7 separate regions of the Homo sapiens genome follow, and regions 1, 2, 3, 4, 5 and 7 are each linked to region 6. A link is a loop called in an ENCODE intact Hi-C map of the cell type or tissue named here. Cell type or tissue: PC-3. All regions are shown on one strand. Region 1 has its middle 130 kb from the start of ZFP64. Region 2 overlaps LOC105372664 (a long non-coding RNA gene). Region 3 has its middle 100 kb from the start of LINC01429. Region 4 overlaps ATP9A (ATPase phospholipid transporting 9A (putative)). Region 5 overlaps ATP9A (ATPase phospholipid transporting 9A (putative)). Region 6 overlaps ATP9A (ATPase phospholipid transporting 9A (putative)). Region 7 holds the start of ATP9A (ATPase phospholipid transporting 9A (putative)).

Region 1 (4,000 bases), 420 kb before region 6:
TGCCAGAAGCCCCTTCAAACCTTTAGGAAGCTCTCACTGAGCAGCAACCACAGTTAATCCTCATGACGTTCCCCAGGAAGTTGTCTGACACCCCTCGTTAGCCTGCAGCTGCCTCCAGCTAGCCTCTCTTCTGACTGCCAGGTTTCCCAGGCATACCTCCCCCAACAATCTCTAACCCAGAACTCAGGGAAGGAGAGCCTTATCATGCTGCCCTCTCCTCTCTTTGTTCACTGCACACTCGTCACTATCTTCTTCTCTCCCAGTTCTTCAACCTGCTCAAGACTTTTCTGCCTCAGGACCTTTGCACACACTGCTCCATTTGCTTGGAATCTTCTTTCCACGCTTGTTCCAAAACTAGCTCTTTGTCTTGTTTTTTCTTCTTCTTCTTTAATTTTTTATTTTTAAAATAGAGACAAGGTTTTGCCATGTTGCCCAGGCTAGCCTCAAGCTCCTGGGCTCAAGCAATCCACCCACCTCCACTTCCCAAAGTGCCGAGATTATAGGGATGAGCCACAGCCTTTTTCATCTCTTAGAGCCCAAATTAAACAATACTTTTATAGGGAGGCCTTCCCTGACTCCTTTATTTAAAATAGCCTGCCTCGGTGTGGTGGCTCACAGTTGTAATTCCAGCACTTTGCTGAGGTGGGAGGATCGCCTGAGCCTGGGAGGCAGAGGTTGCAGTGAGCTGAGATTGTGCCACTGCACTCCAGCCTGGCCAACAGAGCAAATCCCTGTCTTTAAAAAAAACAAAAACAAAACAAACAAACAAAAAAACGCAATAAAATAGGCTCCCCTTTTATTAGAATCTGTCTTTGCTTCAAAACCTTTTTGTTCCCCATCACATCTCCAGGATTTAGAAAAGTGCCTAGCACCCAGAGGTGCTCAAATATGTGTTAAATGAGTGTAACAGGCCAGGCGCAGTGGCTCACGCCTGTAATCCCAGAACTTTGGGAGTCCGAGGCAGGTGGATCACCTCAGGTCAGCAGTTTGAGACCAGCCTGGCCAACATGGTGAAACCCTGTCTCTACTAAAAATACAAAAATTAGCTGGGAGTGGTGGCAGGTGCCTGTAATTCCAGCTACCTGGGAGACTGCAGCATGACAGTCAGTTGAACCCAGGAGGCAGATGTTGCGTTGAGCCAAAATCGTGCCACTGCACTCCAGCCTGGGTAACAGAGCAAGACTCTGTCTCAAAACAAAAACAAAAACAAAAATCACGCTTTAAAAAAAGTTAAAAATTAAATAAATAAATAAATAAATAAATGAGTGTAACACTTAGCACAATTGGTTAGCAGTTCACTTGCCTATTTCCTGTACTATTGATAGGATAGGGGTCAGGACTCTTTCATTTACTGCCTATACCTAGCTCCTAAATCTGTCTGAAATGCAGGAGGTATCAGTAAATGTTTGTTGAATGTATAAGTGAATGAAACTCGCATATTTTTTAAAAACTCCATTATGGATAGTAGGTAGCAGATGGTTGTGGGAATGGGGTGAAATTACACAGCAAAATGTTCTTTTTATTAAGGGTCTAGATTTCTCCTGTTTCCAGGTGGCAACCCCTCTAAGGAGGGGGATCTGGATTTGGAAGTTCCCGTCTGAGTTTAGGGCCAGCGCTCCCTGTCAGTTCTTTGCCTCACCTTAAGATGTCACTAAATGACTTGGGCCATGGCTTCCACTGGCTGTCAGGGAAAAGCTGGGAGGTCAGGACAGGAAGGGAGGAAATGACCCGGTGTTATGAACAAATCTCCCACTTCCTCCAGCGCCTGGCAGACAAGGTGACAAGGCGCTGATGTCCCCCACCCAGCTTTACAAGCTGTTCATTAGCACACCTGATATTCCAGAGCCATGGAACTTTCTGTTTCCTTCTACAACCAGAACCTTGACAAATCAGACCAAGCTGGATAAATCATATCACATCATGATTGACTTCCTGTTGTGGGTCCAGCACTGTCTCTAGGGCTCTAGGATAGACTCAACAGAAACGTTCCGTAATATTTCTGCTCTCCAGAAGTAGTTGGGGGGCTAAGACATACAGGAAAGAAAAAATTTAAAATAGTACAAGATTCTACAGGCAACGTGGTATTCTGGATTGGGTCCCGGAGAAGAAAAATGGACATTCGTGAAAAAATTGGCAAAGTACAAATAAAACCTCTAGTTTAGTTGATAGTGTTGTATCAATGTTAATTTCTTAGTTTCGATGAATATATCATGGTTACCTAAGATGCTAACATCAGGAGAAGCTGGGTGAAGCATATGCAGGAACTCTCTGTACTATCTTTGCAATATTTCCATAAATTTAAAGTAATCCAAAATTGGCTAGGCACAGTGGCTCATGCCTGTAATCCCAGCACTTTGGGAGGCCGAGGCAGGAGGATCACTTGAAGTCAGGAGTTCGAAACCAGCCTGGCCAACATGGTGAAACCCCGTCTCTACTAAAAATACAAAAATTAGCCAGGCGTGATGGTGCACACCTGTATTCCCAGCTACTCGGGAGGCTGAATCACTTGAACACTGGAGGCAGAGGTTGCAGTGAGCCAAGATCGCGCCACCGCACTGCAGCCTGGGAGACAGAGGGAGACTCCGTCTCAAAATAATAAATAAATAAATAATAAATAAATGTCCAAAATTAAAAGCTTTAAAAGTATTCAAGACAGTGTTGGCTTGGATGGTCTGCATGTATATTGTAGTAGTCCAGAGATACTGGATGAATCCCTGGACTCAGACCTGAAACTGAGTCCCTCTCCCCGCCAGCTACCAGCTGTGTGACTTAGGGCAAGTGACTTAACCTTGCAGAACCTCAGTTTTCTTTTTCTTTATTTTCTGTCTTATTTTTAATTTTTAATTTTTTTCTTTTTTAGAGGCAGGATCTTGCTCTGCTGCATAGACTGGAGTGCAGTGATGCAATCACCACTCACTGCAACCTCACTCCTGGTCTCAAGCAATCCTCCTGCCTCAGCCTCCTGAGTAGCTAGGACTACAGGTGCATGTCACCACACCCAACTAAATTTTTATATTTTGTAGAGATGGGGTCTCACTATGTTGCCCAGGCTGGTCTCAAACTCCTGGCCTCAAGTGATTCTCCTACCTCGCCCTCCCAGAGTGTTACAGGCATCAGTCACTGTGCCCAGCCCCTCAGTTTTCTTAGTTTTAAAAAACACCAAGCTCATGAAGTTACTGTGAAGTCTCCAGGAGATAATATATAAATGCTCCTGGTCCAGTGCCTGCACAGGGTAAATTCTCAATACCTGCTGGTTTTTTCCTTCTCTGTCATTTCAGGAAAAGTAGCAATCAGTTGGGCTTCAGGATTCAGAAAAGAAATAACAAGATGAGATTTGTAGTCAGTCATTGGAGTTGGCTAAGGTTGAAGTTAGAGAAGTGGAAGCTGGACAAGAATCCCGCACAAAGGTGACCCAAGAGGATCACTCTGTCAGTTTCAATTTTAGGAAACATACTTCTTAAGCTATTGGAAGGAGGCATTTTTATATTATAACTAGTCTTGAAAAATTGTGGATTTTTTTCTAAGATAATCTCAGAGATGAGCAAAATAATATTTGTGAAGGTTATTCATGATAGCACTGATTGTAAAGGCAAAAGATTGAAAACCACTTAAATGTTTCTAAATAGGGAGGAGCCTGGCTAAATTCACTCCATGGAATTCATTGAAAACATTAAAAGCTGTATATTAAAAAATATAAAGCAGCTGGGTGTGGTTGCTCATGCCTGTAATCCCAGCATTTTGGGAGGGTGAGGTTGGAAGATCGCTAGAGCTCAGGAGTTTGAGACCAGCCTGGACAACATAGCAAGACCTTGTCATTACAAAAAATTTAAAAACTAGCTGGGCATGATGATGCATATCTATAGTCCTGGCTACTTGGGAGGCCAAGATGAGAATATTGCTTGAGCCCAGAAGATTGAGGCCACAGTGAGCCATGATTGTGCCACTGCACTCCAGCCTGGATGACAGAGAAAGACCCTGGCTCTAAAAAAAAAAATACACA
Region 2 (4,000 bases), 440 kb before region 6:
ATAAAAGTAAGAAACTTTAACTTGAAATACAAGCTCAATAACTGATGTCATATAGATTAAACACTATAGTAAGCGTCTTCACAGGTCTTAGCTTGATTTGAAGCAGTTGTTTGTAATTTAAATCTCACCTCTTCTTCCACATTCAATTCTGGGATGTCAAGTTAAATGGGAGTTTAGATTTGAAACTGAAGGGGTCATCAAGAGTATGGACTTGAGTGCCATAGTGCCTGGGTTCCAAATCCCTGCTGTTTGACCTGAGCCAAGTAACTTGACCTCTCTGAGCCTCAGTTGTCCCATCTGTAAAGTGGGGGTAATAGTACCCACTCATAGGATTGTTGTGAGGATTGCATTAATATGCACAACAAGTGTTGTCATTAGGAGGTTGGGTTTAGAGTTCACAAAACCCAACCATCTCATGGCGGCCAAGTGTGCTAAGGCAGGTTGGGGTGGGAGGGTCTGTTTTGCCTGCCTGTTCTAATGGAAACACACCTTCCATTGCTAGGGGATACCCCCTTCCAGTGCTGGCTCTGTAGCGCCAAGTTCAAAATCAGCTCGGACTTGAAAAGGCACATGATCGTGCACTCGGGGGAGAAGCCTTTCAAGTGCGAGTTCTGCGACGTCCGCTGCACCATGAAGGCGAATCTCAAATCGCACATCCGCATCAAGCACACCTTCAAATGTCTGCACTGTGCCTTCCAGGGCCGGGACCGGGCTGACCTCCTGGAGCACAGCCGGCTGCACCAGGCCGACCACCCGGAGAAGTGTCCAGAGTGCAGCTACTCCTGCTCCAGCGCGGCCGCCCTGCGCGTGCACAGCAGAGTCCACTGTAAGGACCGTCCCTTCAAGTGTGACTTCTGCAGCTTCGACACGAAGCGGCCCAGCAGCCTGGCCAAGCACGTCGACAAGGTGCACAGGGACGAGGCCAAGACGGAGAACCGGGCCCCTCTGGGCAAGGAAGGGCTCAGAGAGGGCAGCTCCCAGCACGTGGCCAAGATCGTGACGCAGAGGGCCTTCCGCTGTGAGACCTGCGGCGCCTCCTTCGTCAGGGATGACTCTCTGAGATGCCACAAGAAGCAGCACAGTGATCAGAGTGAGAACAAGAACTCAGACTTGGTCACCTTCCCACCGGAAAGCGGTGCCTCGGGACAGCTCAGCACCCTGGTCTCCGTGGGGCAGCTCGAGGCTCCCCTAGAGCCCAGCCAAGACCTCTAGCTCAGCCGAAGAGGGTGGTCAGCTGTCGGAACTTCTGACCAGTGCTGTTGCCCAGCCCTCCAGAGGTGAGGCCACTGAGAGACAGGCTTTGGGCACCACTTCTGGGGCTGGCCGCTCCAACTTCACAGGCCTTCAGAGGCGATGGCTGGGCGACAGTGACGAAAGCAAAGCAAAGCAGGGCTGTGGAGACACTCCTCGCATTTGTCTCTTCCCTCCAAGGATTATCTGAGCAAGTCGACTTGTTCATTCAAAGGCGGGGTCTGCCAAGCCCTGCTCTATCCAATGGGGATAGCTTCTACGTAACGGATTCCAATTTTAAAACTGATCCATCTCTGATGGAATTATTAAACTTAGACGATATAGAAAACTAAAACTAATCTCTAGAGTGGAAAGGGTTAAAGTGAGGAAGGTGTACGTGAAGGGTCTGGGGTTGCTGGAAAACTTCTATTTCATAACCTGGGTGATCGTTCTAAGAGTGTTTGCCTTATATGTTTGTGTGGTTTCTTTTACCTGTTGTCTTACAATAAAAAAGGCAGACTCATGGTAGCATGATGTAAGGAACACTCAATTTTGCAGCCCTCCACAGACAGTTACGGTAGAAGGTTCTCCATCCCCAGCCCGCGCCCCATTCAGTAACTTAATTATAAACGCACATTGGATTTCTCAATGAGTTCCTACTGTAGTAAAACGAAATGCAGTTTGATCTGGAGGTGGCGCCAAAGATCAAGCTAACTAGCCCAGCCTGTGCTTGTCTGTTGTGGAATTCAAAATTCTGTTTAATTCTATTTGGAGAGAAAAGTCCAGGGGCCCAGTGGGCCCTGAGCTTGGTGCTGGGTGCTGGGATATGTGATACGTGGGACAGCCTCACACCAGCATCTGTTTCATCACGGAAAGCATTTAGTGTTTGCTGAACCCACAAACTACTGAAAATCCAACCTCTTCTCATAGATGGACCCTTAGGAGGTTATGAAATCTCAGTGGATATAATACTTACCCAAAGTTGCTTGGTTTCTACTTTTGGCATCTTTCCTTCAAATACTCTTTTTAAATATAAAGTCTTGTGTGCCCTCATCAAGCTGAACATCTCTGGAATTGAAACAGATTAAGTAGATCCATTGTTCCTGGTAAACTAAGAAAAAAGGATGTAAGATTTTATAGGTTGTGTAGAAGGGACTATTTCACTTGTGAAATAGAGGTACCTAGTTTATTTTGTGAATGGTGGTAGTTTGGGCAAATCTGACTCCGTTTAAGTTTTACATCAGGTAGGTGATGGTGTACTGCTGAATCTCTATTGTAAGAAGAAAAGATTAAAATGATGACAGAGACCCAGGATAGAATTAGTCTCTTTGGAGATGATCGTTTTGATCAGAAAAGTGTTTGGTTACTGAATGCTGGTGCTATTGTACAGTTGCTATTGTTACCTTTCTGCTGTTTGTCGTGAATCTGATCTGCGTTTCTGTTCTAGAAGGTTGTTGACCTTTCAAGTGGGAACCCATAGATTGAAATCACATAAACGTTCCTTGTACTTCTTGTTATAGCTCTTTAGACAAAGAGGAAAGATATCAGCCTTTTTAGAAGGCATTTTTTGTTAACAGCTGTATGGACTTTAAGGATTTTATATCCAAGCTGGTATCACCCAGCAAACTTGGATTCCCAATAGAGCAGAGGTGAGTAAAAAGCTGTGAACCCAATATTTACTTCAGGCAGTGGGTGGGGCCATAAAGTTTTTTGCAACTACTCAGCTCTGTGGTTTTAGTGCAAAAGCAACCATAGATTGCAAGAAAAAACAAGTGTGTCTGTGTTCCAATAAAACTTTACAAAAACAGGTGGCAGGCTAGATTTGGCCCATGGTCTTAGAATGTAGCAAGCCCTCCTGCAGAGTACTTTGCTCTGAACTGGCAAGTGTGACTTGTAAAACACACTAAAAGATACCAAATTTTCTGGCAGAGACACAAATGGGATTTGCACAAAGCTGAGAGTGTAGTTCAAGAGAATAAGGCTGAATGAGTATTAAAAAGAATTTGGGTAACTTAAAAGAATTTTTGAGACTGGTAAGAATTCCAAGATTCAGAGAAAAGTAGGCTAAGAGGGAAGTCTAGGACCAGGAAACTTGTAGGAGTAGGGGTAGTCTTACCTTACCATTTCTAGGAAATTAGAAGATGGCAGTGGATGGGGTTAAATCATTCGGAATTGGGGGCTGAACTGGCTAAACCTGCTAGAATGAGACTTAAAATGTACAGGTAATAACCAAATAAAACAGCCTTAATAGAAAGGAGCAGCTGACATGGCACAGACCAGAATGGCAATTCTTACACCAGCCTTGATTTGCAGAGCCCTCTGGATCTGGAAGAGGAAACTGAGAATGTTTGCAGTTTGACTTCACCTGAGCCCCAGGGATCCGCAAACTTTTTCAGTTAAGGGCCAGATAGTAAATGTTTTGAGCTTTGCTGGTCCTACTTGTTATCAGCTCTGTTGCCACTGCTGTTGTAGCACAGAGGTTCCAACTCGGCCACTGTAATGCAGCTACAGAGAATAGGGAAGGAAATAAGTTTAGCTGTGGGCCAATAAAACTTTATTTATAAAAAGGACATGATTTGGAAGGCCAGTCTGTTAACCCCTAAGTACAAGCAACAGGGTGATTGGCCTTGGATAAAAGGCAAGGGGGAAATGTTAACATGAAATTGAGCCAGCATCAGTAATGAGTGTCTATGGTCCCAGCTACTTGGGAGACTGAGCTAGGAAGAACTATTTGAGCCCAAGAGTTCAAGTCGAGCCTGGGTAGCAATGC
Region 3 (4,000 bases), 330 kb before region 6:
CTCAAAGGTAAGAAGGGCAAAACAAAGGAAGAGTATCTGACAGTAGCACTTGCCTATAACTGTCAAGATTCATTTTAGTGAGTCCAGTGTTGAATTAGTCCACTGGCTTCTGCTTTTCAATAAGTCCATACACTCTTTCATTTATTCTCTATATATTTTGTACATTCTTGTCCTGTACCAGGCTCTGTGCTAGGCCTGGAGGTGCAGTGGTGAACAAGACAGGCAAGGGCGCTTAAAGTCTCCTGGGAGAGAAAGCAGTAAACAAGTACAATCCAAAAGATGCTTTCCGACTTCTGTGCTTGGGAAGGGAAATAGACAGAAGGGAAGGGAAATAGACAGATGGGATAGTCAGTGACTGAAGGGAAAACCAACTTATATAGGGATTCAGCAAAGTCCTCCCCAGAAGAGACATCGGAGCTGAGATCTGGGATAACTAAAATGTAAATATCCAGTAACAGTAAAATTAAAATTGTTCAATATGTCGTATAGCCTAAAGTGGACCTGCCATTTTCATTCTTCCCTTTAAAGAAAAAGCATTTCATTCCCATCAGGATGGCATAGCAGTTAAAATCCGAAAGTACCAGGTTCTAGAGAGAACGTGAACAGAAGGAAACCCTTATAAACTGCTATTTGGGAGTAGAAATTGGCAGACCTCTTTGGAGAACAATTGGTGATATCTAGTTGAAGCTGAAGGTGTGAATTTCCCACGACCCAACAATTCTATGTCTAGGTATGTTCTTTAAACCCTTAAAAATATCTCCTCCTAGGCTGGGCATGGTGGCTCACACCTGTAATCCCAATACTTTGGGAGGCCGAGAGGCCGAGGCGGGCAGATCACCTGAGGTCAGGAGTTCGAGACCAGCCTGATCAACAGGGAGAAACCCAGGCTCTACTAAAAATACAAAATTAGCCTGGCATGGTGGCGCATGCCTGTAATCCCAGCTACTCAGGAGGCTGAGGCAGGAGAATCGCTTGAACCTGGGAGGTGGAGGTTTTGGTGAGCTGAGATCGATCGCGCCATTGCACTCCAGCCTGGGCAACAAGAGCGAAAGTCCGGGCCGGGCGCGGTGGCTCACGCCTGTAATCCCAGCACTTTGGGAGGCCGAGGCGGGTGGATCACGAGGTCAGGAGATCGAGACCATCCTGGCTAACACGGTGAAACCCCGTCTCTACTAAAAATACAAAAAAATAGCCGGGCGAGGTGGCGGGCGCCTGTAGTCCCAGCTACTCGGGAGGCTGAGGCAGGAGAATGGCGTGAACCCCAGGGGGCGGAGCCTGCAGTGAGCCGAGATTGCGCCACTGCACTCCAGCCTGGGCGACAGCGAGACTCCGTCTCAAAAAAAAAAAAAAAAAAAAAAGAGCGAAAGTCCGTCACAAAAAAAAAAAAAAAAAAAAAAAAAAAAATCTCCAAGAGAAGTAAGGGAAGATTTAAAGTAAAACTACAAAGCAAAAGTACTTCATTCAACAAATATTTCCAGAATGCCTACATGTGACAGGCATGCATAAACGCTCTAAGAAAACCATGCTGAACGAAACCATGAAAGACTATGCCCTCCAGACAAACTGGGAAAGATACACAGTAAACAAAAGTCCAAACACTCATTATCTACTTAATGTATACCCAGTTTGTGGTCCTAGTTTTCTGCAAGAAGAAACTGAGTCTTAGAGAAATTGTCATTTGCCCAAGGTGAGCCCACCAGTGAGATGATGAACATGCCAGCCCAAGAACTTACTCCCCAGGACTCCACCTGTGCCAAGTCCAGCTTCCCCGCCATGGGAGTCTGTGAGGAAGGGAGGTGCGAGTTTCCCTTTATGCGGGGTACCTACTGCATGGCTCATACATAGTGCACCGTTTGGGGGTGGGAGTGGGAAGTGGACAGGATTGAAGAACTATCCAGAACTAAAACCTGCATAAAAGATGAGGAGTAGACTTCCAGATTATCTACCCAAGTATGGGAGTAGAATCCACGGAGCCGGCATCATTGACAAGGGAAATGGGAAGAAGGAAGGCTCCTTTCCCCAGGCCAGGGATGCCTTAAGTGGCTCCCTGACTTTTTAGCTTTCATCCTCTACACAAGATCCACATCAAGGCTCCAGAACACTCTTAGCTAGGGACATAACCAAGGAAGACAAAACCCTGGCAAATGGCTACCATAAGGGGGCAGTAAGGAGAGAAGTAAAGCCAGGCTGACCAGAACCGAAATGAGGTGTCCCCTGGTTAGGAAGTCCTGGCATCAAGGTTGGGAGGAGCACGGCATCACCCCACCCAGAGGCCTGGCAAGCCTCCCACTCCTGGGGACAGAATGACCTCATGGGGACACTTTACTTTTGATGTATAATTTTCTAACAGGAAAGTTTAAAAATACAGAAAGTAGAAAAAAAAATACAATGAGCAGCTTTGTAACCTTCTTTTAAAATAACAACTGTTAACATTTCTTTTTTTTTTGAGATGGAGTCTCGCTCTGTTGCCCAGGCTGGAGTGCAGTGGCACAATCTCAGCTCACTGCAACCTCCGCCTCCCAACTTCTAGCAATTCTCCTGCCTCAGCCTCCTGAGTGGCTGGAATTACAGGCGCACACCGCCATGCCCGGCTAATTTTTTGTATTTTAGTAGAGACAGGGCTTCCCTGTGTTGCCCAGGCTGGTCTCAAACTCCTGAGCTCAGGCAATCCACCCGTCTCGGCCTCCCAAAGTACTAGGATTACAGGCGCGAGCCACCGCGCCCAGCCACAACTGTTAACATTTCATATTAGCTTTTTTTTGAGACGGAGTCTCACTCTGTCGCCCAGGCTGGAATGCAGTGGCACGATCTCCGCTCACTGCAACAACTCCCAGGTTCAAGCGATCCTCCTGCCTCAGCCTCCCGAGTAGCTGGGAATACAGGCATGTGCCACCACACCTGGTTAATTTTTGTAGTTTTAGTAGAGATGGGGTTTTATCATCTCAGTCAGGCTAATCTCAAACTCCTGACCTAAAGTGATGTGCCAGCCTCAGTCTCCCAAAGTGCTGGGATTACAGGCATGAACCACCGCACCTGGCCGAACGTTTCATATTAGCTTTAGGACATTTTCTGTTTAAATTTTTTTCAGATGGTTATTTCCTTTTATTTCCATCTTTCTTTATATTTGACCCTGTTTTTCTTCTTACTGCATTTTGAAGTAAATGTTAGCTTATTTATTTTATTTTTTATTTTTTTTTTTGAGACAGAGTCTTGCTCTGTCACCCAGGCTGGAGTGCAGTGGCGCGATCTCGGCTCACTGCAAGCTCTGCCTTCCAGGTTCATGCCATTCTCCTGCCTCAGCCTCCTGAGTAGCAGGGACTACAGGTGCCCGCCACCACGCCCAGCTAATTTTTTGTATTTTTTAGTAGTGACGGGCTTTCACTGTGGTCTCGATCTCCTGACCTCATGATCTGCCCGCCTCGGCCTCCCAAAGTGCTGGGATTACAGGCGTGAGCCACTGTGCCCGGCAGCTTATTTATTTTTAATCCTTCTTTCCTACATTTGAAGCTATACATTATCCTTTTTATCACTGTAGGTGCATCTTGCTTTTTTTGTTTTTGTTTTTGAGACGGAGTTTCACTCTTGTCACCCAGGCTTCAGTGCAATGGCTCCATCTCGGCTCACTGCAACCTCTGCCTCCCGGGTTCAAGCAATTCTCCTGCCTCAGCCTTCCAAGTAGCTGGGATTACAGGCAAGCACCACCATGCCCAGCTAATTTTGTATTTTTAGTAGAGATGGAGTTTCACCATGTTGGTCAGGCTGGTCTCAAACTCCTGACTTCAGGTTATCCACCCACCTCAGCTTCCCAAAGTGCTGGGATTACATGCGTGAGCCACCACACCCAGCCATCCCACATTTTTTAAAAAAGAAAACTTCTGCTTACATACAAGCATGTTTAATTGTGCAATTTTCATAGATACATAAAGTGGATATATCATACATATTTTTAAAATACCACCATTATTTAATTTTCTTCTTTTTTAAAAAAAATTCTACCAAC
Region 4 (4,000 bases), 61 kb before region 6:
TCTCTTTTCTCTCCCTCTTTCTCCCTACCAACTTGAGAGCTCCTTGGAGAGGGACATTTTAGTCAAATACTGACAGCCAAGCCTAGGGCCTGGCTGGTGGAAAACTCCCAGTAAATATGGGAATGTAAATAACAGTATCTGCTTTTTTATCTCTTTTCTTCTTGCTGCTTTTTCTCCTTTTCATTCTGGTTTTATTTGTATTTTCTCTCATTACATGCACACACACACACACACACACACACACACACACACACACGAACACACACACCATGAAGCATGAAGGCCCAAACTATGTATCTATAGATATTTAATTTTTTTTTTTTTTTTTTTGAGACAGAGTCTTGCACTGTCACCCGGGCTGTGGCACGGTCTTGGCTCACTGCAGCCTCCGCCTTTGCAGGTTCAAGCGATTCTCCTGCCTCAGCCTCCTAAGTAGCTGGGATTACAGGCGCCTGCCACCACGCCCGGCTAATTTTATATATTTTTAGTGGAGACAGGGTTTCACTATGTTGGCCAGGCTGGTATCGAACGCCTGACCTCATGATCCACCTGCCTCGGCCTCCCAAAGTGCTGGGATTACAGGCATGAGCCACCACGCCTGGCCTAATTTAACTTTTTTAAAAAATAGAGACAGGGTTTTGCCATGCGGCCCGGGCTGGTCTCAAACTCCTGGGCTCAAGCAATCCACCCGCCTCGGCCTCCCAAAGTGCTAGGATTGGGAGCCACTGTGCCCAGCCAAACTACGTGTTTTTGATCACCAAAAGAAAAGACAACATGGGGCAAGAAGTCCAAATTGACAGCACTCTGCAGTAGCTCAACAGAAGGGGAGAGTCTGGGAATCTGTGTTTGTTCAAGCTGCAGATCCGAGGCTCATCCCCTCAAAACACTGCAATGCTAATGAATGACCGTGGCTAAAAATCCCAAGTGACCTCATGATGGTGTGGCTCCTTGCTTCCTCCCTTAGAGGTGGAGCAAGAGCCCTGTTGGCTGATGGACAGTTGGGTACAGTAGGTGTGTTTGCATGAAGGATTGGCCTGCTGGGGTTACTCAGAAACTGCTCTGCAAACACAGAGGATTAAAGGGGTTTTTGTTGAGGCAGAACAGATGGACAGAGAGAGGCAGAGTTCAAATGAATGGATCATAAATCAGCACTCACTTGCAGAAGGGAAAAATCTGGGTCTGGTCACTTAAAAATTTGAGCTAATTTTAATTATTATTTTTTTCTTCTTAGGAAAGCAACCTTACGCTTAATGGAAAAACAATTCATGTGAAAAATTTGGAAAATATATGTGCCAGAGAAAGCCCTGCTGATCCTTTTAGTGAAATCTCCCTGATTTTGTCCTCTGTCCTGCTAATGTACACACATATACATAGGCAATTATTATTTAATAAGAATGAAAACACATGCTCTTCTATGAGTTAGATTTTAAGAGGGAACCTGTAACTAGAGCTTGAAGATCTGAACCCGGGTGTGATCATTTGGGCCAGGTCAGCAGCATAAATTTTAGTAATAAAACCAAAGACAATGTGTAAATTTATGTTTGGGAAAGTTGGGGCAAGCTCAGGTGAAGGAAAAGTTCATTGGCGCTGAGGGCCACGTTGAATTTACGGTCTTCCTTCAAGTAATACCTTCCTGAGCTCCCAGAAAAACGACAGGTCTGTGTTCATTTTTCCTTTTGCCCCCTAGTGGAGCAAGAAGAGTGGTTCAGGCCATGAAATCGTTCTGCCAATTAGACCGTCTCTTTACCCATTTCTCTCTTTCTTTCGCTCCCTCTCTGTTTTCTATTTTTTGAGACGGAGTTTCGCTCTTGTTGCCCAGGTTGGAGTGCAGTGGTGCGAACTGGGCTCACTGCAACCTCCGCCTCCCGGGTTCAAGCGATTCTCCTGCTTCAGCCTCCCGAGTAGCTGGGATTACAGGCGTGTGCCACCACATCTGGCTAATTTGGTATTTTTAGTAGAGATGGAGTTTCTCCATGTTGGTCAGGCTGGTCTCAAACTCCTGACCTCAGGTGATCCGCCCGCCTCGGCCTCCCAAAGTGTTGGGATTGCAGGTGTGAGCCACCATGCCCGGCGCTCTCTCTTTCTCTGTCTCTCTTTTTTGAGGCAGGGTCTTGTTCTTTTGCCCAGGCTGCCGTGCAGTGGCACAATCTCAGCTCACAGCAGCCTTGGTCGCCTGGGCTCAAGCATTCCTCCCACCTCAGTCTCCGGAGTAGCTGGGACTGTAGGTGCACATCACCACACCTGGCTGATTTTTTGTGTTTGTTGTAGAGACAGGGTCTTGCTATGTTGCCTAGGCTGGTCTTGAACTAATAGGCTCAAGTGGTCCACCTGTCTCAGCCTCCCAAAGTGCTGAGATTACAGGTTTGGGTCACTGTGTCCGGCCTCTTTACCCATTTCTAATCATCTAATTGGATGTTCTCCAGTCTCTCTGTAAATGTATTGACCAAAGCCCAAGACATAATGAAAGGAGGCCAGTGGATCTCTCTCTAGCAGGCCAGGGCTCCGGTCACTGAATTGAGTTTAGCATCACATTTTATGAAAATGAGGTGCCATTAGATGCTAGATGCTCACTTAGTAGGGTGAAATACTCACACTAGGAGAGTCCAGAAGTCTTACCAGCGATCGAGGGTTAGTTCAGCTCGCCATTGTTAGTTGAGTGCTTTCTAGAAGTCAGTAGTGTTGGCCGGGCGCAGTGGCTCATGCCTGTAATCCCAGCACTTTGGGAGGCCGAGGCGGGTGGATCACGAGGTCAGGAGTTCGAGAAAAGCCTGGCCAATATGGTGAAACCCCGTCTCTACTAAAACTACAAAAATTAGCCAGTCTTGGTGGTGGGTGCCTGTAGTCCCAGCTACTCGGGAGGCTGAGGCAGAAGAATCGCTTGAATCCAGGAGGTGGAGGTTGCAGTGAGCCGAGATCATGCCACTGCACTCCAGCCTGGGTGACAGAGCGAGACTCCGTCTAAAAAAGAAAAAAAAAGAAGTCAGAAGTCAGTAGTGTTTATATCAGACCTTTTGATGCCAGTTCTACTTATTGTTTAATGACAAGATTTAACGACACACAAAAATTAGTTAAAAACAAATCTTATGGAACCGATTAAAGAGAGTTGTTTCAATAGGAAAACATTGGAATGCTCTGAAAAATCTCAATGGTAGTGAAATACTTAAAAAATAAATGATATTAAATTATGTTAAAATGTAAAATATGTGAGACACTAAAAGTCTAGAGTTGTGCACTTATATTATTTCGTGTCTTTAAGTCTTTAAGTTCTTTTTTTTTTTTTTTTTTTTTGAGATTGAGTTTTGCTTGTGTCGCCCAGGCTGGAGTGCAAGGGTGAGATCTTGGCTCACTGCAACCTCCACCTCCCGGGTTCAAGCGATTCTCCTGCCTCAGTAGCTGAGATTACACGTGCCTGCCACTATGCCTTGCTAATTTTTGTATTTTTAGTAGAGACAGGATTTCACCATGTTTGCCAGGCTGGTCTTGAACTCCTGACCTCAGGTGATCTACCTGCCTCGGCCTCCCAAAGTACTGGGATTACAGACGTGAGCCACTGTGGTGCCCGGCCTATAATTACTTTTTATCTCTCTCTTAGCTGAACATTTGTAAGTTACATGGGCTTGTTACAAGATAGCAGCATCATAAAGATTTTGTGGTGTTGCTCCTGTATGTGAATTTCACCTATCACCAGAATAAATTCTCTCTTCCTCTCTGGGCTCCCTCACAGGGTGTGGGGCCACCTGGCCCCAACTGGCCCCTTCCACTTTCATCTCTCGCTGTTCCCTGCTTTCCTGATGCTTTACGTCTTGCTGAAGGAGTTCTAGCCTTTGGCCGTGTGCATGCTGTTAGCTATTCACCTGTCCCACTTTCTCACATCTCAGGGTGCCTTTCGTCTGTTATTGGTAAACACAGTGTCCTTCGTCTGTCTAATTCTGGCCTCAACTCTCCCACAGAGTTTGTTGACAGCCACCCCTCTGATTCTCCAACCCCTTTCATCCATTAT
Region 5 (4,000 bases), 110 kb before region 6:
TCCTTCCTGACTTAGGTTTTGTATTCTCCTAGTTAAACAGGAAAAAAAAAAAAAAAAACGAAAAACCCAGACCTTAGATGTATTTAGAAGGAAGAGCAAAAGTTTCCCTTCATACCTTTCCTTCCACTCCTTTTTCTTTTCTCTTTTTTTTGAGACGGAGTCTCGCTCTGTTGCCCAGGCTGGAGTGCAATGGCACTACCTCGGCTCACTGCAACCTCCGCCTCCTGGGTTCAAGCCATTCTCCTGCCTCAGCCTCTGGAGTAGCTGGGATTACGGGCGTGCGCCACCACACCTGATTGATTTTTGTTTTTGTTTTTTGAGATGGAGTCTCGCTCTGTTGCCCAGGCTGGAGTGCAGTGGCGTGATGTTGGCTCGCTGCAACCTCCACCTTCTGGGTTCAAGCAATTCTCCTTCCTCAGCCTCCTGAGTAGCTGGGACTACAGGTGTCCCCCACCATGTCCGGCCCATTTTTTGTATTTTTAGTAGAGACGAGGTTTCACTGTGTTAGCTAGGATGGTTTCAATCTCCTGACCTCGTGATCTGCCTGTCTTGGCCTCCCAAAATGTTGGGATTACAGGCGTGAGCCACCGTGCCCAGCCCTGACTGATTTTTGTGTTTGTAGTAGAGACAGCGTTTAGCTATGTTGGCCAGGCTGGTCCTGAACTCCTGACCTCAGGTGATCCGCCTGCCTCGGCTTCCCAAAGTTCTGGGATTACAGGCGTGAGCCACCGTGCCCAGCCTCCTTCCACTCCTAACTGCCCTCTTAACAACTGCTGTCCATAATGGTACCACGTGGCTATTTCAATCAGTTAAGTGAATGAAATAAAAAATTTTAAAAACTTTTATTTTAGGTTCAGGGCTACGTACCTGAGGTTACATCAGTAAACTCATGTCACCGGGGTTTGCTGTACCCAGGTATTAAGCCCAGTGCCCAACAGTTATCTTTTCTGCTCTTCTCCCTCCTCCCACCCTCTACCTGCAGATAGACCCCCAGTGTCTCTTCTTCCCTTCTTTGTGCCTGTAAGTTCTTATCACTTAGCTCCTACTTATAAGTGAGAACACGTGGTATTTGGCTTTCTTTTCCTGTGTTAATGTGCTGAGGATAATAGCCTCCAGCTCAATCCATGTCCTGCAAAAGACACAATCTTGTTCTTTTTTATGGCTGCGTAGTATTCCATGTGCATATGTACTACATTTTCTTTATCCAGTCTGTCTTTGATGGGCATTTAGGTTGATTCCATGTCTTTGCTTTGTGAATAGTGCTGTAGTGAACATTTGTGTGCGTGTGTCTTTATGGTAGAATGATGTATATTCCTTTGGGTATTGAAATAAACTTTAAATGTCACATTTTGGGTACTCAGCAGCCACATGTGGCTGCTGGCTACTGTGCTGGATGATGGTGCAGTATAGAATGATTCCATCATCACAGAAGCCTAGTGGGCAGAGCTGCTCCAGAGCAGGGCTCTCCACCGCAGGACTATTGACATTTGGGGCCAGATTACACTCTCTGGTGGGGGGTCTCCTGGGCATTGTAGGATGTTTAGCAGTATCCCTGGCTTCTACCCACTACGTGCCAGTAGTGCCCTACTTCCCTGTAGTAGTGACAATCAAACACATCCCTAGACATTGCCAAATGTCTGCAGGGGGCAAAATCCCCCCGCCCTGCTATTGAGAACCACTGCTGTTGACTAATTCATAACGGCTTTTAATTTTTTTCCTTTTTTTTTTTTGAGACAGAATCTCACTCTGGCTGGAGTGCAGTGGCAGAATATTGGCTCACTATAACTTCTTCCTCCTGGGTTCAAGCGATTCTCCTGCCTCAGTCTCCCCAATAGCTGGGACTACAGGCACCCGCCACCATGCCCAGCTAATTTTTTTTTTTTTTTTTTTTAGACGGAGTCTCGCTCTGTCACCCAGGCTGGAGTGCAGTGGCATGATCTTGGCTCAGTGCAGCCTCTGCCTCTCGGGTTCAAGCAATTCTCCTGCCTCAGCCTCCCCAGTAGCTGGGACTACAGCCACACCTGGCTAAATTTTGTATTTTTAGTAGAGACGGCAGGGTTTCACCATGTTGGCCAGAATGGTCTTGATCTCCTGACCTCTTGATCCACCCGCCTTGGCCTCCCAAAGTGCTGGGATTACAGGAGTCAGCCACTGCACCCGGCCCATGCCCAGCTAATTTTTATATTTTTAGTAGAGACAAGGTTTCGTCATGTTGGCCAGGCTGGTCTCGAACTCCTGACCTCAAGTGATTCTCCCGCCTCGGCCTCCCAAAGTACTGGGATTACAGGCATGAGCCACCATATCTGGCTACTTTTAATTTTTCTTCATGTTCTTCTTGGATCTGCCCAGCGTCAATGCTGAGACTGTTCTTTCCTGGACCCTGTAACTTCCTGGAAGGTTGGTGTGTCATGCAGACAATTCAGCAAATATTTGCGCAGTGCTAACTGATTATAGGGGAACTCCCAGCAGAGATGATGGTTTCTGTGGAGGCCAACTCCTTGTTACATTAGTTACCTTTTTCAGAAACATTGTTCCCTTGGCTCTGCTCCTCTAATATTTGCTTTTGCATTTCAGCCAGATTGTATGAAACCATTGCACATCTGGTTAGCAGACTATCTGCTGTTAAAACCTTTATTTGTCTTAAAGTCAAATCCTAAGAAAATCAATTTTGGTTTTCCTTTATATAAATGGTCTAGGCTGGGCGCGGTGGCTCATGCTTGTAATCCACTTTGGAAGACTGAGGCAGGTGTATCACCTGAGGTCAGGCGTTTGAAACTAGCCTGGCCAACATGGTGAAACCCCATCTCTACTAAAAATACAAAAATTAGCCGGCTGTGGTGGTGCAGGCCTGTAGTCCCAGCTACTCAGGAGGCTGACATGGGAGGATCACTTGAGCCTGGGAGGCGGAGGTTACAGTGAACCGAGATTGGGCCACTGCATTCCAGCCTGGGTGACAGAGTGAGACCCTGTCTCAAAAACAAACAAACAAAAAATAAATAAAATAATAAATAAATGGTCTAAGCAGGAAGCAGTGTAAACGAAGTTATTTATAAACTTACACTTTAACCTAGTTGAATGGCTGTTATCAATGGGTGAGAAAGTTATTTCATATTTTCCTTTTTCATCTGGAAAAATAACTTTTTTTTTTTTGAGATGGAGTCTTACTCTGTCACCAAGGCTGGAGTGCAGTGCCAGAATCTCGGCTTACTGCAACCTCCACCTCCAGGGTTCAAGCGATTCTCCTGTTTCAGCTTCCTGAGTAGCTGGGACTACAGGTGTTTGCCACTGCATCCAGCTAATTTTTGTATTTTTAGTAGAGACAGGGTTTCACCATGTTGGCCAGGATGGTCTCGATCTCTTGACCTCGTGATCCGCCCGCCTCAGCCTCCCAAAGTGCTGGGATTATAGGCGTGACGACCGTGCCCGGCCTAATTTCTTACTCTTAAAGGATTTGGGCTGGGCACGGTGGCTCATGCCTATAATCCCAGCACTTTGGGAGGCTGAGGCGGGCGAATCACGAGGTCAGTAGTTCAAGACCAGACCAGCCTGACCAATATGGTGAAACCCCGTCTCTACTAAAAATACAAAAATTAGCCTGGCGTGGTGGTGCACGCCTGTAATCCCAGCTACTCGGGAGGTCGAGGGAGTAGAATCGCTTGAATCCGGGAGGCAGAGGTTGCAGTGAGCCGAGATCCCGCCACTGCACTCCAGCCTGGGTGACAGAGTGAGACTCCGTCTCAAAAAAAAAAAAAAAAAAAAATCAGTTTCGGTCTTGCAGCCCATCTCCCCAGCCTGTCTGGAATGTGGGATGGAAGTTTATTTGTCATGGCAGTGTCAGACGGTCCAGTTTCAGTTTGGTGTTAAGGAACAACAGCAGCACCCACAACACCAACGTGACAGCTGCCACAACACAGCTTTGGGCCACTGCTCCTCTGGAACCCTGGGGCACCAGGGAGCTGAAGTCCATGCATGCAACACGCAGGGTGTGGCTGCAGCTTCC
Region 6 (4,000 bases):
AGATTACAGGTGTGAGCCACCGCGCCCGGCTCTATTATTATGTTTTTGAGACAGGGTCTTACTCTGTGTCCAGGTGGGAGTAGTGTGGCACCATTATGGCTCACTGTAGCCTCCACCTCCCAGATCGTGATCCTCCCACCTCAACCTCTTGAGTAACTGAGACGACACACATGCACCACCCCACCCTAATAATAATTTTTTTTTTGAGATACAGTCTCGCTCTGTTGTCCAGGCTGGAGTGGGGTGGTGCGATCTCTACTCACTGCAACTTCTACCTTCCAGGTTTAAGAGATTCGCCTCCCTCAGCCTCCTGAGTAGCTGGGATTACAGGCGCATGCCACCACCTCCGGCTAATTTTTGTATTTTTAGTAGAGACTGGATTTCACCATGTTGACCAGGCTAGTCTCGAACTCCTGACCTCAGGTGATCTGCCTGCCTCAGCCTCCCAAAGTTCTGGGATTACAGACATGAGCCACCACCCTAATAATTAAAAAATTTTTTTTTAGAAATGGGGTCTCCTTGTGTTACCTAGGCTTGTCTCAAACTCCTGGGCTCAAGTGATCCTCCTGCGTCAACCTCCCCAAGTGCTGGGATTAAAAGTGTGAGTCACAGCAGCTGGCCAATTGCTTACATTTAAAAGTTAGGCCGTCTCGGGGAGAAGTCTAAATTTCTGTTTTTTCTTGAGAAACTGGAAGCTCCATCCACCCTGGCCCTAGTCCCTGCAGGGCAGTAACTGCCACCTGTGTGTATAGTGGCAGCAGCCTCCTTTGGCTGGGGCTGGGCTCCTGCTTGCCACAGCCCCCACTCAGCCCTCTTTGCTATTTGTATCAACACTCTGGCCCCTGTCTTGGAGTTTGCAACCCTCATGCCTTTGACCTTAAGCTGAGTATGTCTGGCTGAGGCCATGAGAAGGTTCTGACTTGACACCCGTGCGATGACTCTTGGAAGGGAAGAGTGTGTGCTGTGGAACTTTACACCAGGCGGATCCAGGTGCCAGTCTGGCCTAGCTTTGCCACATGCCAGCGCTGTCACCTTGGGCAACTTCATTAACTGCTCTGAGCCTTGGTTTCCTCTTCTGTGTGGACCCGTGTTCTCCACCTCAGCACTATTGACATTTGGGGCCAGATCAGTCTCTGGTGTGGTATGTCCTGTGTGTTACGGGACGTTTTGTAGCATCCCTGGCCTCTGCCCACTGGATACCAGCATTACCTCCTTCCAGTTGTGACAAGTACAGATTCCCCCAGATGTTGGCGCGGGTCCCCTGGGGGACAGAATCACCCAGTTGAGAACCACTGAAGACACTCCCCCAGTGCAGTGTGTGAGGCTGAAAGGAGAGCCTGAAGGCGAAGGGCTGTGTCAGTCAGCATTCTCTTCCTTCTTTTTTTTATTGTTTAGCTTGTTGCAGATACTTCCAGGAGTGATCCGTAATTGTGCCAATTGCTCCTTTTTTCGGAGTGGGGGTGGTGTGGGGTGGGGACGGGGACAGAGTCTCGCTATGTCACCCAGGCTGGAGTGCAATGGCGTGATCTCAGCTCACTGCATCTCTGCCTCCTGGGTTCAAGCGATTCTCCTGCCTCAGCCTCCTGGGTAGCTGGGATTACAGGTGTCCGCCACCATGCCTGGGTAATTTTTGTATTTTTAGTAAAGACGGGGTTTCACCATATTGGCCAGGCTGGTCTCGAACTCCTGACCTCAGGTGATCCACCCACCTCGGCCTCCCAAAGTGCTGGGATTACAGGCCTGAGCCACTGCACCCAGTCACAATCACTCTTAATTCTGTGCCATCTCTTTCCGCCATGCCTCTGGTGTGCAGCCTGTTTTGAGCCTAGAAAAGATGAATTGTGCCTTATAGAGGGGCAGCTTTCAGTGTGGGAGCCCTCATAGACCCAGAGGAACAGACACTGTCATGGGCCAGCACAGAGCACTTGGCGTCCCTAAGGGCAGTGACTACTGTGATTCCCCTGTCTCTGAGCCCCCTTCTGCCTTTGTGTTCATAGCACAGCCTGTGAACCCAGATTCTCGGCTGGGCATCTGACCTTCGACCCTGTGTTATGTTTAGGTGGCCCTGGTACAGTGGACGGAAAGTGTGGGCTTAACCCTGGTGGGCCGAGACCAGTCTTCCATGCAGCTGAGGACCCCTGGCGACCAGATCCTGAACTTCACCATCCTACAGATCTTCCCTTTCACCTATGAAAGCAAACGTATGGGCATCATCGTGCGGGTGAGTCGTTTTTATTCATGGCTTAAAGTGCTTAAGTACCCCAGGTGTGCTGCGTGTGTCCCTGTGGGTTGACATTCTTTCTAACCCTCTTTACTGTGGTATCTGTCACCCAGACTAACAAGGGAATATAATTCCCTAAGCAGAAAGGAAATTAGTTCATTCATTGGACACACCCCGTAACTCTGATCCGCTTATGGTGTCCCTGGTTCTGGAGTGAAAGTTAAAGAGAACGTCCATTGGGGATTTCTTGGTAATACATCTCTCATTCTCTTTTGTTTAATATTGAACATGTATTTTTTTATTGAGGTGAAATTCACATAATATAATCATTTTAAAGTGAAAACTTCAGTGGCATTTAGTCCATTCACAGTGTTGCTCAGCCACCACTTCCCTCATGTTTCAAAACATTTTCATCAAAATGATGAAAAAAGAAACCTTGTGGCCGGGCACGTTAAAAAATTTTGCCAGTCTGAAGAGTCTGATTGGATTTGATATGTTGTTTTTCTACTGGCTCTTTTAAAAATTTTTAATTTTTAAATTCTTATTAAAAGAATGTATTTATAAGAGTCCTCCCACCTCAGCCTCCCGAGTAGCTAGGACTACAGGCTTGCAAAACCAGGGCTGACTCATTTTTTAATTTTTTATAGATACAGGGTTTCACTGTGCTGCCCAGGCTGGTCTCAAACTCCTGGCCTCAACCGATTCTCCTGCCTGGGACTCCCAAAGTGCTGGAATTACGGGTGTGAGCCACTGTGCCCATCCCTCTGTTTTCTCTTTTTACCCACGGAGATCACACTTTCCGTCGTGGGGAGGCTGGAAAATCTGGTGTTCATATGCCACTTGGTCTGGTTGTTCTGCAGTCTGCATGATTGTCTGATTTTTCCCAGGGAGCTTTGAAAATACCGATTCCTTGGTTCAGTCCCACACCTATGTTGGAGTGGGGTGGTTCCTCACATCATTTAGCTTCGTTGCAGAAAACTCTCCTTCAGATCTTAAGGATCTTTGGAATAAGGCTCTTTCATCTTTTCTGGACTTTTTTTTTTTTTTTTCCTTGACAAATGAGAATCCTCTCCACCCTGATCTACCCAAGTGTTTCATGCCTCATGGAGGAAAGAGATACTTGCACATGCATTTTTATAGCAGCACAATTTGCAATTGCAAAGATATGGAACCAGCCCAAATACTCATCAGTCAACAAGTGGATAAAGGAACTATGAGATATATATATATATATATATATATATATATATATATATATATATATATATATAAAATGATGAAATGCTACTTAGCCATGGAAAGGAATGAATTAATGGCATTCGCTGCAAACTGGATGGGATTGGGGACTATTATCTAAGTGAAATAACTCAGGAATGGAAAGCCAAATGTCGTATGTTCTCACTCATAAGAGGGAGCTAAGCTATGAGGAAGCAAAGGCTTAAGAATAATACAATGGACTTTGGCGAGTCAGGGGGCTGAAAGGGTGGGAGGACGGTGAGGGATAAAAGACTACAAGTTGGGTTCAGTGTATACTGCTCAGGTGATGGGTGCACGAAAATCTCATAAATCACTGTTAAAAAACTTACTCATATAACCAAACACCATGTGTTCCCCAAAAACCTTTGGAAATAAAAAAAAAAAAACAGAGTGCACAAGTAGAAGTAGAAATTGATAACATAGGTTGTTGGGCACATGGCCCTGCCCCCTGCCTGCTGGCGGAGAATTTTCAGCTAAGGCTTGGCTTGTGAACTTCTCCTTCAGCCTTACAGGTTCCTTGAA
Region 7 (4,000 bases), 130 kb before region 6:
CATCTCTACTAAAACTACAAAAATTAGCCAGGCACATGTATAACCCCAGCTACCCGGGTAGCTGAGGCAGGAGAATTGCTTCAACCTGGGAGGCAGAGATTGCAGTGAGCTGAGATTTTGCCACTGCACTCCAGCCTGGGCGACAGAGGGAGATTCTGTTTCAAAAAGAAAAAAAAGAAACGGCGTCCAACATGATCAGTCATTAGATGTAACTATGTAAAAGTCAGCTTTAGATTAGTTTATATGGTATTATTACAATTTCAGGCTCTTTAGTTACATATTGATTTTTAAACTCCCTCACTTTGTTCCTTCCCTCTGTTTTTTTTTTCCTGCTCTCATAACTTTATCAGGCCTTTGAAAAGTTCATGGGTCCCAGACACTGTGTGGGAGGGTGTGGAAGTGAGTGTGGATGTGGGCTGCGGTGGAGATAGGTGTGTGTGTGAGACCGTGAATCACAGTGACAGGTAATGCAGGGTGACTGTCTGAGGCCTGAGAGTGGGGCCCATGTGCAAGCCCAAGAAAGTGGCTGGTGTGAGAATGAGGGTGTTCAGACTATTGAAGGGTGTTTGGATGAAAGAGGCAGGTGCGTGTGTGTCATGGTGAGTTCCCAGAATCCAGATAGAGAATGAGGGTGAGGATGGTGAAGGTCAGAGGGTGAAGGAGTCTGATAAGCTGAGGGTCCCTGTGTGACTGTGATTTCTGCAGGCACATGGGTGTGAGGCTTGAGAAACTGGGTGCATGGATGATGGTGACCAACAGGAGGGTGAGAGTGTTATGTGTGTGTGCAGGACTCACATGTGATTGTGAATGTTAGATGTTGCAGGCAGTGAGCAGTGGCAGGTGTGTGTGTAGGGCCTGGGCGTGAATATGCACGTTGGTGCAAGAGTGAGTGAGAATGACTGACTGATGGGGTGAGCGTGGCCGGGTGCCCGTGTGATTGTGCATGTCAGATATTGGTGGGGATGAGTGTCACAGCGCGCGTGTATAGGGCTGGGATGTGATTGTGAATGTGGGATTTTGCGGGGGGTGCGGTGGCAGGGTGCGCGCACGGCGGGCGTGGGCGGGGGGCGCGTGGCCGGGTGGGCGCGCGTGGGGGGCGCGGGCGCGGGCCGGGGGCGGGGACACTGCAGCGGTCGCGGCGGCGCGGACACGGCCCGGCCGCCCCCCGTGGCAGGCGCGGCGCGGCGCGGAGCGAGCGGGCGCAGCGCGGAGCTCGGGCCCATGGTGCGCCCGTGTCCGTCGGTCGGGCCGCGCGGGCGCTCCGCGCGTGGCCCGGCGCTCGCGAGCTCGCCCCCTCGCTGCGGGCCCGGCCCGCCCGCTGCCGCCGCCTCCTCCCCCGGGGCGGCGCGGCGCCGGCGGGCGGCGGCGCGGAGGCCGGACCGGGCGGCGGCCCAGGCGGCGCGGGGGGCGCGGCGGCCAAGGCGGGCGGCGCCGCCGACATGACGGACAACATCCCGCTGCAGCCGGTGCGCCAGAAGAAGCGGATGGACAGCAGGCCCCGCGCCGGGTGAGTGGGCCTGGGCCCGTGTTTTCCTTTGTCCGCGCCTCCCGGAGCCCGGCGCTCGGGCCAGCCTGGCCGGGCCTGACAGGTTGGCCGCGCGCCGCGCCCGGCGCCATGAGCCTGGGGCAGGGCTGGGGAGGCGGGGAGGTGGGGAGGGGGTCCCTGCGCTTCAGCCCCGGGCGGCACCTAGCCTGATGCCGGCCCTTTGGGGTTCGAGCGCCCGGTTGCCTGGGCCTCCTTGCCCACCTTCCTTTAGAAACCCCGAGAAGCCGGGCCCGCCCCAGTGCTGTTTACACACTCGCGGAATTCGGATCAGCCGTGCTTTCTCACCGTTTTATTGTTCCGTAATTAATATCTGTCCGTAATTAATATCTGAGGTAACAATTTGGTCAGTGTCACACCGAGCTCTGCGCTTGGAGCATTACTCGGGAGCCCAGATATGCTCAGCTTTTAGGGGGGCGCGGCCTACGCCTCGGGGTACCCCATCAGCGCCCCTGGGTCCCAGCCCCAGGAGGCTGCGCCGAGACCACCTGCGCTCCGGTGGCCCCTTCCCCCTCCGCCCGGGGTGGACCCGAACCAGCAGTCGCAGGAGGGTGGGAGGGTCTCCTACTGGCCGCTTGGTGACACTACCCCTTGTGTTCTCCCCCCACAATTTCGGGGAAGGAATCCCACGGCTGGGACAGGGGCTGCCACCTGCTGTGCCCTTCCCGCAGTAGGAGACCCCGAGGGCAGCTTAGGCGCGGAACAGGCAAGGGTTTTTCTGCATTTGGGAAGAGGGGACGGGTTGGTATTTTGCGCCTCGCCGTCTTCCTGTTCGGAGGATGGCAGCGTGACGCGTTGAGGTTTGCGGGGCTCTCGTATCGCCTGCCATAGACTTACCTGGGCGTGAGGGGCGGGGGTGGGAAGGACGGGGGTGGGCGCTGGTGCAAATGCAGATTTCCCGGCCCCCGCCTAGACCCGCCAATCAGAGTTCTGGGGGGCGGGGCCTGGAGATGTGCAGCTCCACAGGCCGCGCAGGTGAGGCTGGAGCCCGCGGGAGGCTGAGCGCGGTGTTGGGCGGGGCCTGCGGCCGCTCTGCTCCGCCCTTCCTCGGGCGTCTGGTCCTCTCTGGGCATTTCCCGGTGGCGGCCGCTTATTGCAGCGTCAGTTGCTCGGAACAGGAGACGCGGCGGGTGGAGTGAACCATAAGGGTGGCTTCACCAGGTGTCAGTGGAATTAAAAAAAAAAAAAAAAAGAATGGTGCTGGCGGCCATTTTGTGGGGTCTTTGTCCCTGGCTTCCTGAATCCTCCGAAGAAGAGGCCTCACTGATATTACCCAGAGGAGGAAACTGGAGGTTACGGAGGTTAAGGGCTATAGGGAAGACTGCAAAATGGAGATTGAACTCCGGATTGTCTGACCCAAAGATAGTTCCCTCACTCCTCCCTTCTCTGTTTTGCGTTTATTATTATTAGTATTATTATTATTATTGAGACGGAGTCTCCCTCTGTTGCCCACGCTGGAGTGCTGTGGCGAGATCTCGGCTCACTGCAACCTCCGCCTCCCGGGTTCAAGCAATTCTCTGCCTCAACCTCCCGAGTAGCTGGGATTACAGGCGCCCGACACCACGCCTGACTAGTTTTTGTATTTTTAGTAGAGACGGGGGTTTCACCATCTTGGCCAGGCTTGTCTTGAACTCCTGACCTCGTGATCCACCCACCTCGGCCTTCCAAAGTGCTGGGATTACAGGCGTGAGTCACCGCGCCCGGCCTCCTTCGTTTTAATGATGACAATTGACTTGAACACTATGCCTGGAACAGTGCCTGGTACATCGTACATCCTCCGTAAATACTGTGATGAATTAATATGATCAGTGGAGTCTAAAATCCAGTGGTTATTAATTTGTGCCATGAGCAATTATGAGACGCCTACTATGTGCAGGAGCCACTCCAGCTGATGGGGATGCAAGGATGAATTAAAGAAGACCTGCCCAACAGGTGTGGGTGTCCTGACCCTGGCTGTTCATTGCAATCACCAGGGAAACTTAACTAGCCTTTTCTGATTCATTCTAGACCTTTGAAATAAGAATTTAGGGTGGGACCTGGGTTTCTATCTATATATTTTAATAAGCTCCCCTGATGATTTTAACATGCAGTCAGAGTTGAGAACTTTTGAGTCAGTACATGAAAGAAAAATGCAAATATTGTTCAAAAGTGATCATTAGCGTGATAGAAACATGAGCCGTTCATATGGAGAGCCAGAGGGAGTGGTGCAGATAATTTTATTTAAAAGTAAGTTTTCTAGGTTGCGTTGGAATGGAGCATCACAGCCCCTTTAGAATTTACCAGCTTTGGAACTAATCTTTCTTTTTTTTTGAGACGATGTAGTTTCACTCTTGTTGCCTGGAGTGCAATGCCTTGGTCTTGGCCCACTGCAACCTCTGCCTCCTGGGTTCAAGCGATTCTTCTGCCTCAGCTTCCCAAGTAGCTGGGATTACAGGTGCCCACTACCACTCCCGGCTA

What was found. Peaks named below come from ENCODE experiments on the same cell type or tissue, not always from the same donor. Only the 100,000 strongest peaks of a DNase experiment are listed, where the experiment ranks them.
Region 1: a loop joins it to region 6, with 8 times the contacts of the local background. A loop is called at or near these places in 8 of 110 quality-filtered maps.
Region 2: a loop joins it to region 6, with 13 times the contacts of the local background. A loop is called at or near these places in 82 of 110 quality-filtered maps.
Region 3: a loop joins it to region 6, with 16 times the contacts of the local background. A loop is called at or near these places in 43 of 110 quality-filtered maps.
Region 4: it touches region 6 in a loop (7-fold over the local background); 13 of 110 quality-filtered maps call a loop at or near these places.
Region 5: it touches region 6 in a loop (6-fold over the local background); 4 of 110 quality-filtered maps call a loop at or near these places.
Region 7: it touches region 6 in a loop (4-fold over the local background); 18 of 110 quality-filtered maps call a loop at or near these places.

The regions. Positions count from the first base shown.
Region 1 is chr20:52,058,938-52,062,937 of GRCh38, reverse strand. No RefSeq gene overlaps it. Among named protein-coding and RNA genes, the nearest start is that of ZFP64, 130 kb to the left of the region's middle. In PC-3, a CTCF peak has its summit at 1,642; a DNase peak (open chromatin) is centred at 1,677.
Region 2 is chr20:52,081,769-52,085,768 of GRCh38, reverse strand. LOC105372664 (a long non-coding RNA gene) reads right to left here. Exons shown (of 3, transcript XR_936849.3): 1 at 2,634-4,000; 2 at 2,207-2,298. It also overlaps a transcript of ZFP64 not described here. Among named protein-coding and RNA genes, the nearest start is that of ZFP64, 110 kb to the left of the region's middle. In PC-3, a CTCF peak has its summit at 1,920 (motif pointing right); DNase peaks (open chromatin) are centred at 1,928 and 2,928.
Region 3 is chr20:51,964,678-51,968,677 of GRCh38, reverse strand. No RefSeq gene overlaps it. Among named protein-coding and RNA genes, the nearest start is that of LINC01429, 100 kb to the right of the region's middle. RefSeq lists an enhancer at 1-150. In PC-3, CTCF peaks have their summits at 1,944 and 2,146 (motif pointing right); a DNase peak (open chromatin) is centred at 2,167.
Region 4 is chr20:51,698,622-51,702,621 of GRCh38, reverse strand. The region is part of intron 4 of ATP9A (ATPase phospholipid transporting 9A (putative)); the gene reads left to right. Among named protein-coding and RNA genes, the nearest start is that of ATP9A, 68 kb to the left of the region's middle. RefSeq lists enhancers at 146-646, 647-1,147, 3,562-4,000 and a silencer at 858-1,152. In PC-3, a CTCF peak has its summit at 1,677 (motif pointing left); a DNase peak (open chromatin) is centred at 1,671; H3K27ac peaks cover 953 bases.
Region 5 is chr20:51,743,157-51,747,156 of GRCh38, reverse strand. The region is part of intron 1 of ATP9A (ATPase phospholipid transporting 9A (putative)); the gene reads left to right. Among named protein-coding and RNA genes, the nearest start is that of ATP9A, 23 kb to the left of the region's middle. RefSeq lists a silencer at 3,873-4,000. In PC-3, no CTCF peak of the experiment used is centred here; a DNase peak (open chromatin) is centred at 2,416; H3K4me3 peaks cover 126 bases; H3K27ac peaks cover 2,784 bases.
Region 6 is chr20:51,637,564-51,641,563 of GRCh38, reverse strand. It overlaps ATP9A (ATPase phospholipid transporting 9A (putative)), which reads left to right. Exons shown (of 28, transcript NM_006045.3): 15 at 2,060-2,221. Among named protein-coding and RNA genes, the nearest start is that of NFATC2, 97 kb to the right of the region's middle. RefSeq lists an enhancer at 2,000-2,294. In PC-3, a CTCF peak has its summit at 2,147; a DNase peak (open chromatin) is centred at 2,173; H3K27ac peaks cover 2,221 bases.
Region 7 is chr20:51,765,809-51,769,808 of GRCh38, reverse strand. It overlaps ATP9A (ATPase phospholipid transporting 9A (putative)), which reads left to right and starts at 1,419. Exons shown (of 28, transcript NM_006045.3): 1 at 1,419-1,507. The coding sequence starts at 1,440. In PC-3, CTCF peaks have their summits at 1,897 and 2,098; DNase peaks (open chromatin) are centred at 2,158, 2,558 and 3,288; H3K4me3 peaks cover 1,894 bases; H3K27ac peaks cover 1,947 bases.